Linked DNA regions of Homo sapiens: region 1 is linked to region 2. The links are chromatin loops, found by intact Hi-C in ENCODE. Cell type or tissue: Caco-2. All regions are shown on one strand. Links, peaks and the distances in the headings refer to the core of each region. The heading gives the core; the rest is flanking DNA. Region 1 has its middle 37 kb from the start of TIFAB. Region 2 has its middle 16 kb from the start of NEUROG1.

What was found. A loop is a pair of places that touch in the nucleus more often than their neighbours do. Peaks named below come from ENCODE experiments on the same cell type or tissue, not always from the same donor. Only the 100,000 strongest peaks of a DNase experiment are listed, where the experiment ranks them.
Region 1: a loop joins it to region 2, with 3 times the contacts of the local background. A loop is called at or near these places in 3 of 110 quality-filtered maps.

Annotation. Positions count from the first base shown.
Region 1 is chr5:135,486,956-135,491,337 of GRCh38, forward strand. No RefSeq gene overlaps it. Among named protein-coding and RNA genes, the nearest start is that of TIFAB, 37 kb to the left of the region's middle. RefSeq lists enhancers at 1,829-2,686, 2,687-3,543, 3,544-4,382 and a silencer at 2,944-3,238. In Caco-2, for the core only: no CTCF peak of the experiment used is centred there; DNase peaks (open chromatin) are centred at 2,076 and 2,926; H3K4me3 peaks cover 1,061 bases.
Region 2 is chr5:135,549,805-135,554,186 of GRCh38, forward strand. No RefSeq gene overlaps it. Among named protein-coding and RNA genes, the nearest start is that of NEUROG1, 16 kb to the left of the region's middle. In Caco-2, for the core only: CTCF peaks have their summits at 2,230 (motif pointing left) and 2,441; a DNase peak (open chromatin) is centred at 2,197.

The DNA.
Region 1 (4,382 bases), core at 230-4,229, 63 kb before region 2:
AAGGGCAGAAGGCTGTGCCTACCTTCATCCGTGAAGAAGGGTGGAGGGGCTGAAGGAACACCCATGTCCCTGGGAGAAAGAACTGGAGAGAGGTGAAAATGGAAGATTTTAAAGGCAGAAGTAGCTGTTGCTCTCATGGCTTGGCTCCTGGCTGCATACCTGACCAGGACACAGAGAGGGTTTTAGGACCTGCCAAGGCCCAGGGCACAAACCACAGAAAGTGGATCCAAATGTGTGGGCTCAGCAGCCTCCCTGATGGGGGCTTTTGAGACTGAGTGGGTGGGGGTGGGGCCCACGCTGTTCTCTCTCCCAGCAGGGATGGATGTGGCAATCAGGGACAGATGGCAGTGCCCTGAGAGGCAAATGGGAAGAGAGAAGAAACCACTGCCTCATTGGCAGGAGAAGGGTCAGCCTAGGAACAAAGCTCATGGAGAGAGATACTTCCCTCCTGGGCACTTCTATAATTGGGGGCCTTGCCCCACTTCTCCCCTGGAGCAGCCTGGGGACCCCAGTAAAGGTGGCACTGGCAGGACAGAGAGGACAAATGGGTCAGAGCTGCCCAGTTGTTGTGTGCAAGGGCTGGGGATGGCAGAGCTATCTCACCCTGGGGGACCTTAGACACACCCTCTGTTCAGATCCCAACTGTGAAATGAAGCAGATGACAGTGCCCACCACAGGCAGCCTCAGGTCCAGGGATATTCAACTGGCATCACCTAGGTCAGGGTTGGAGTATTCCTGCCCACTTCTCCCCTCCACTCAGTACCCACTGAGCTTTCCAGGAATCTCACTGTCATTGTGGGGATATTGAGGCCCACGAAGGGGAAAATATTTTTCTTACTGTTAGATGGGGGAATGTCTATGGGAATATCTGAGGGCTCTGGACCCTAAATCAGGAGCTTTAATGAAGTGAATTGGCATTGGGTGGTGTGTGTGTGTGTGTGCATGTGTGTTGGGAAGCTCTGTTTGCCCTGGGAGGTTTGATGACAGGGAGAGGATGGATGACACTTGGCGTAGGCAATGCTGGGCACCGGGGTGGTCCTGAGCTTACAGCTAAAAGAAAAAAAAATTTCCGCTCGGCTTTGTGAGTTACTGAAAGCTGTCCCTAGAGGGAGAGTCTCCCCATTTCTCCAAGAGCCCTGTGGTAATCTCCTCAAAACTCAGGCACAGTCTCTGGGAAGCCCATCTCCGGAGCCCTGGACCCCTGCAGATGTGCCTATCTTCCCCTCCTTTCCCTCCCAGTGCCGCATCTTCTCGGAGGGTAGAAACTGGGTGAAAGGAAGGAGCCAGAGACAACAGGCGCTCCACAGCCTGTGACAGGTTGAGCGACAAGGCAACCCTGTTCTGCTTCCCACCTCAGCTGCACTAAATGGGGCTGCACTGAGGGAATGGGGACCAAAGGCATTGCCAGTCTGCCCGAGAGGATGGGGATGGGGGTGAGGTGTGAGGAAGGGCCACGGACCCAAAGGACCAGCCACAGAATAAACAAGGACCTTCAGCTTTGCACTGCATGGCCCTGAACCCCAAGTGAAGTTTACAAGGAAAACTCTAAGCCTTTAAAACATCTTCCTGAACATCACCCCACATGATACTAAAAATAAAATGCTTCCAGATCCCACATGGAATTAAATTTATATAGAACTATAGAAGCTAGTGGATTTAAACTTGACTAGTTAACAATGTTATATTAGAGACATTTACTTCAATGCTTATGAATTTCGTTTTTGCCGTGTTTTGTTTGTTTTTAGAGCCAGTAATGTTTTCTCAAGTCTCAAACCTTTCTTTAGCCCCGGAGAAAAAGCCCGCGGCTTTGTGCTTATGTTTTGCGGGGTGGTGGCTGTGGGTGGGGTTGGCTGGGTGACGGCCTGTCTCCCTCCGCTAGCCTCCTCGGGTCCTTCGGGAGGCGCCAGATTGTGTGGGCGGCATCGCCTGGGGACAGTGGGATGGGGCTTCCACCCGGCGGAGGGCAGAAGCGTCTTCTTGGCTGGCTAGAGAAGCTCCGCCGGAGTGGCCTCCTCCCCTCCCCCAGGCCGGGGAGGAGGCCGCCGAGGGCTCTCCAATTGGAGAGCCTTTCATCTCTTTGTTTTTACAGTGATTAACCCGTCCGAGCGCGCTCCGAGCGTGGCTCCAGGCAGCGCAGGGGGAGGGGAGAGGACGGCTGGGCAAGGGAAGGGAGGGAGGAGGGCCCTGGGCTTTGTCGCTTTCAGGGAACTCTGCTGCCATAGCAATGGGCCTTTCTAAGGCCTGACTTTGATTCCGATTCCATGAAAGAGCCTGTCTGCCCAGTCTCGCGAGTGGAGAGGGCGTTCCGTCTTCCCCAGACTTGCCCCGCGCCCCTCGGACTTGGGGAGGGTAGGACGCAGCAGCAGGGCCAGGATCGCGGGGCCTGCAGGTGGAGGAGGTAGAGGAGCCCGGGACTTAATTTTGGGTACACCTCACCCCTCCTAGGGTCCCCCAGGATGGGCGCCTGGCCTTGCGCGCCTGTTCCCCTGGGAGCCACTTCGTCTCCCTGGGTGTCGGGACTGGAGGGAGGCGAGCGGTCCAGCCCCTGTCCGGCCGGAGGGAGGCCGGGGCACCTGCCGGTCTTTCCACCTCTGCATGCATTTCACACTTTCTATCCTGTTAGGCGTCCGCACTTCTATGCCAATGAGGACTCCCCTTCCCACCCCTGTTTTTTTATGTCATGTGGATTTAATCTAGTTAGACGATTTTATGCTTAAAATTGCATTGTTAACAGCAATTGTTTAAAAGGGGGCCGAGAGCGAGGGCGCCCAATCTTTGAACTGGTCGGGTTTTGCATGCCTCCGCTCCGAGCCCGTGGAGCGCTGCACAAAATCGTCTAGCGCGGAGCAGGGCGGGGACGGGGAGAGACACAAAACAATCCTCGGGCTTTCTCGCTACTGAGCCTTCGGGGCCGTTTCCCCAAGCGCAAACAGATGCAAATGTCTCTGCAAACATTGCACAAAGCTATTCAGAGAGAGGCAGCCTCTCGCGGCCTCAATAGCCCTTTAAACCTAGTCCAATTGCCCCCAAGTAGAGGTAAAGAGTCCACATGCATTTTTTCACTTTGGCTGGAAGAGGGGCGGAGGAGGCGAGGGCCTTGGGGAGCAAGGTATGAGGGCTGCTCTGGTTCAGCGGTTCGTGCCATCGACCCGAGCTGCAGCGTGCGGAAGACCGGCAGGAGAGTGCGGTGGCTCGGGGGACTACGCGCTTCGGGCCGGGCGGGGATTGAGGTGCAGCCGAAGCTGGTGCCGCGGGAATGCGCGGACCGGAGAGGCCCCCGGGACCTTTCAGGCCCACAAACGCCGCGCTAAATAGCCACGCGCACAATAGCATGAAAGGGCTCACTCGGACCTTACTGCAACACAGTAGATTCACACCCCTCCGAGGGGACTAATAAGCTCGTAACTAACGCGCAACGCTCAGCGGTGAGAGCGGGCTTGCGCCCTGCTGGCCCCTCGCAGTACGCAGACTCAGTCTTTCAGCGTCACTCGGAGGCCCAAGGGCAGCCGCTGCACGGAGGGCCAGGCATTTCCTTCTAACCTCGCCAGTAGAGGAGCCTGGGGCCTGCCGGTGCAGTCCTTAATGCACCCCAAACTCACGTGGGGCTGGCGACCCCGGAGGCTCGGCATTTCCTGGCCCTTCAGAAGACGATGTCGGGACCTCTAGACTCCAGGCTGAGCGAGGAAGAAGCTCCAGTAAAAGATGCCAGCGTAGGCGCGGTCTTAGCCAGCTGTGGCCAAGCCGCCTCCACCTCCAGTTCAGGGCCGGGGCCTTTCCCGTCGCCGCACGCAGCAGGTGCTCTGGACGCGATGGGCGGCCTAGCCAGAGCAGGCACGTGCGCTGAGGGCCCGGAAAAGCCCCTTCCACCTTTGCCCTCTTCCCCGCTCTGGGAGACCTACTTCCATGCCACCCACATTTGCTGAAGCCCCTGGGGTTTTGCCCTCACCCAGCTTCCGACCTGGTGGTCTTAGGGACAGAAATCAAGCTATACGTAGCTCCAGAGTCCCACAAACCCTTCCTTCACAGTTAAGCGAGAGTGGTCTAAGCCAGTTGCTAGGGTAGGGAAGAAGTCGCCTCACAAAGGACTGGGAATATTTAGGCTTCAGAGGCAGCCCGGAGGTGTATAATCTGCAGGCGGCTGTCATTCCTGAGTCCCTAAACTTCATCTTAAGGGCAGAGGTCATATTTCACTCCCCACAGGAAGTGGCCCGTGGAAAGTGTTCCCCGCTGTCAGTGGAATAGATGAGTGAGTTGTGTGGTGCTCTGGGCAGGGAAGTCTCCCAAGGGCTCAGCGGTGACTGACTTTGGGTGTCAAGGAAGAAGCCTCCTAGCTTCTGGTAGTAGATCCTAGCCCCAGAGGCCATCCAGCCGCTCCTTTGTTA
Region 2 (4,382 bases), core at 118-4,117:
GAATTCCACATGGTGGCAGTACCTTGTTTAGCTTATTACCTCATGTTCCCAATGTCTAGAACAACTTTTGCCACGTAAGAGGTGCTCAGTATGTTTTGTCGTTGAATGTGGACATGGATCTAACGTGTTTTAAATGATAAAGTGACTGCCCTGCCATGACATATGGAAGCTGGGAAGCTCCAGTCAAATCTGTCTGAAGGGGAGAATGAAGCCTGTGTGAGTGATTTGCTCCACATTTGTGAAGCTATGTGCTTCTAAGTGGGGTGTGTCCAAAGTGAACATGGGGCATGAGGATGTTTTCTGACTTGGTGGACAGAATATGGAAGACCTGACTTCCATAGGGTGATTTTGTGTCAAGCATGCACCCATGGGAGTCTCTGAATCATATTGTGTGTGCTCAGAGGAACCCTCTGCACTTGCCAGAGTAAATATGTCTTTTCATTGTGAAAAACAGCCATGCAAGCAGCTTCTCACAATGTAGGAAAAGACATGAACAGGGTTTCCAGTCCACATCAGAATGCTCACCAGGGCCAGGGAAGAGGAGGGCCTCCTCAGAGTGAGAGGGCACAGAGCAGTGGCTGAGTGCGGGGCACACCTGGGTCACAGCATCAGCAGCAAGAGGCCTGGAACTGGCTTTAAGGAAAGCCACTTGTGAGCGCACCTCCATCATTCCCAGGAAGCACCCTGAGGTATACTTGGGGTGGGGGAGTGTGAGGAGCTCTGGCCCCATTCTAAGTCCTCAGCAGCCCTCTGAGTTGCTCCCCAGCACTCTAAGTCCTGGCTCTTCCCCGTGAGCACTGGTGGTGGGTCAGCTGAGGGCTGGTGGGAAAAGACTCCACTCCTGCCATCAGAGAGGTGGTGGTTGGCCTGGGGACAGGAGGAAAACAGGAGCATGCCAAGGAGCCAGTGAACGAGATGCAGCTCTGCTTACACATGGCCATGCACTCACCTGACACCCGCCAGCCACTGATGCGCCTCCCAGGGGCCGGGGTCACCATGTGAGGTGCTGGGAAACTGGAGAAAACTTCATGGAGCTGCTGTCATGGAGCTCACATTCCCATGAGAAAACAGACCCCAGTCACATAAATACACACTTCTGATCACAGCAGGTGGCAGCAAGTGCTAAATGTACAGGGTGACATTGTGGGGAAAATCAGGAGAGACCTACCGCAGCTGGGGTGGCAGGGAAGAACTCTGAGATGACTTGAAGCTGAGACCTTGAAGGATGAGAAGGAGCCAGCCATGGGGTAAGCTAGAGGGAGAGCATTCCAGGCCGGGCACTAGCAGGTGCAGACTCTGGAGCAGGAACGAGCTTCTAGTGTGGGAAGAACTGTGGAGGACCAGTGGGTATTAAGAAAGCCTTGCCTTGAATCCCAGCACTTTGGGAGGCTGAGGTGGGCAGATCACCTGAGGTCAGGAGTTCAAGACCAGCCTGGCCAACATAGTGAAAACCCGTCTGTACTAAAAATACAAAAATTAGCCCGGCATCGTAGTGGGCGCCTGTAATCTCAGCTAGTTGGGAGGCTGAGGCATGAGAATCACTTGAACCTGGGAGGTGGAAGTTGCAGTGAGCTGAGATCGCGCCACTGCACTCCAGCCTGGGTGACGGAGTGAGACTCCATCTCCAAAAAAAAAAAAAAAAAAATAGCTTTCAGGAGCACAGGAGCAGGATGCAGAGACAATTTTGAACAGACTATGCATAGCCACATAACATGGACAAGAACAAGTGTCTGCTGAGCACTTACCATGTGCCTAGCGCTGTGCAGATGTTGCACACAGCGTCTCATTTCCTCCTCACACCAACTCCACAAGGTGTGTGCTGTTACACTCCTTATTGTGCTGAGGGCAATGGAAGCTCAGACAGGTGGAGTCAGTTGCTAGAGGCCATTGAGTGGTGGCATCGAGTTTGGAACATAAGTTTGATTCAAGAGGCCAAGTTCATAACCACTAGGCGATTCTGTCTCCGATTCTGTCTCCCCGTATATAGGGCAATACAAACTGCCACACACCTGCTCAATGGAATGGGACGGAAGAGGGTGATACCAAAGAAAATTGCAGTGAGGACCTTGGGCTGTTGGAGGGATTGTGTAGAAAGCTGTGTGGACAATCACACGAACAAAAGTCATCATTGAAGCCACATCCCACCCTCAGGAGTTTGCTCTCTCAGGAGGCGGCATCCAGCAGAGCTAGCGGCCTTAGCTGTCCAGAGGTGGAGAACAACGCCACCTGTTGGTTGAATAAGATATGGCCGCACAACAACTTGGCATTGATCTGTCACCCATGAAGTGTTTATTAATCATCCATTGGGTACAGGACCCACAGCACTGGGCTGTATGTATAAGACTGTGGGAAGAGAAGTGGGATGAGAGGTGAGGGGAATGCAGGAGAACTTGGAAGCACAGCTCTGCCGCGCAGAACCGAAAGGTGTGAGTTGGAGCCTGGGCCGCCCATTTCTGTCCTTTCTTGTGGGTGCCTAAAGATCTGTGAAAATAAACTGAAGGAGAGCGGAAGAAGTGAGGGACCTGGATTGGCCTGAGAAGCTTAGAGAGGCTCCATCAAAGAGGCAAAACCTGAGCAAGCAAGGACTTGGAAAAGCAAAATGGTATTTCTGCACACCTGTGAAATGATGTATGTACAAGCTATTTGCTGCAATGTTATTTGAAATATAAAAGTTGGGAATGGCCCATGTGTCCATCAGTAGAGGTGTGGGAGAATAAAGTATGTAAAAAATGAGCAGGCTCTTTATGCGTTGATATGGAAAAGTCTCCAAGGTGTATTGAAAAAGCAACAACACAGCCAGTTTCTCTCCACCTCAATTCCAAAGAGGTGGCTTTTGCTGCTTATTTTACAGGGGGAGAGGTCACAGTGTAGTTGGTAAGGTCCCCTGATCTTCTGCCTATACCCTGCCTCCATTATCTGCCACTGTCTCAGGCCTAGCCTGGTCTGTCCATATGAGCAGCTATGGCACTGCACTTTGGGTGCAGAGAATGGGGTTGGGACCATGCCTCAGTTTCCATGAAACTCAGCTTCCTGTCATGACATAAAGCATGATGGGGGGAGCCTCCTTGGCTATTGCCCCTGCTCCCCAGCTCTTATAACTAGGCTGCGTTTACCTATTTGTGAAATGAGAGGGTTGGGCAAGGTGACCTGCTGGAGGCCTTCCAGAATTTGGTCTCTACAGCCTTCGTGTTGAACACTTTGGAAAGCTTATGACACTTCTCAGAGAATGGGGTCCAATGATATTCTGGTGGGTGTGGCCTCCCCCTCTTTCTGTTACAGTAAGAATGACCTCCCTCTGAGCCTTAGCTAGAGACAGTGTGGCTTCATGGAGAGAGTATTAGACAGGGGGCTGGGGAGGGAGGGCGTTCTAGGCTGTGACTTTGCCCCTTCAGGACCTCAGTGTCTTCATCTGAGTCACTAGGAGGTGGGTGGACAGGGCCCTCCCCAGCCTTGCCTTTGTAAGAGGCATCCTTGGTTCTATGGTGGCAGGTGCAGAGGCCAAGTCCTCTAGCTCAGCTGATCCCGGTCAGTCTCTCTCCCCTTAGCCTCGAGATGAGTTTGCTAACACATCTGGTGAGAATGAGTTGGAACTCTGTATCTGTGCAAGTGTCCTGCCGATTACTCAGTAAGTGCTCCATAAAGGGAGGATAGGAGATGCAGCAAGGATGGGCTGCAATTGAAACTTTAACATTATCTCCAGGGATTTAGTGTATAAATAAAAATAACAGGCTGGAGAGAAGCCAGGTATCATACATCTCTGTTTCTAGACCACACCATATTATATTATGAATTAATATTTTTTAAGAGCCTGACAAAATCTCAGAGATCCTGTGGCAAAATCTCATTAGTTTTGCAGGAGTTCAAATCATTTATTTATTTCATGTAGACCAGAGATGTGACATTTTGCTTTGGCATTTTGTCCTCTTGAGGACCTCAGCAGATGGGCATGGCTGTTGTCTGAGGGCCATTGATGGGCTCTCTCCCAACCAGTGGGCCCAGCTGCTGGGGAGCTTCTAGAAGTTGATATGCAGCTATGATCCCAGATGGGACTTGGGCTAAACTTCCTCACCTGGCACAGCACTGAAAAGGAGTGATGGAGGAGGAAGTGAAGGTGTCCCATGAACTTTTAGGTAACGTCTTTATTTGGAGCATTTCCAAGCCCTGCATTCACTCTGGAAATCATTTGCCACTTCCAGGGAGCTGTTTGAGCAGCCACGAGGTGGAGCTCAATGCCTGCCTCCCAAGGGCTCCTCTTCATTCCCGGAAGCCTTTTCCAGACGGGGAGGGTTGGGAGGTGGGTGCAAAAGACTTGGAAAGAAAAGTGCCCAGAGGGCAGCTCACCACCCTCCCTCGCCCCTGTTCCTTGATGGGGATTGTAGAAT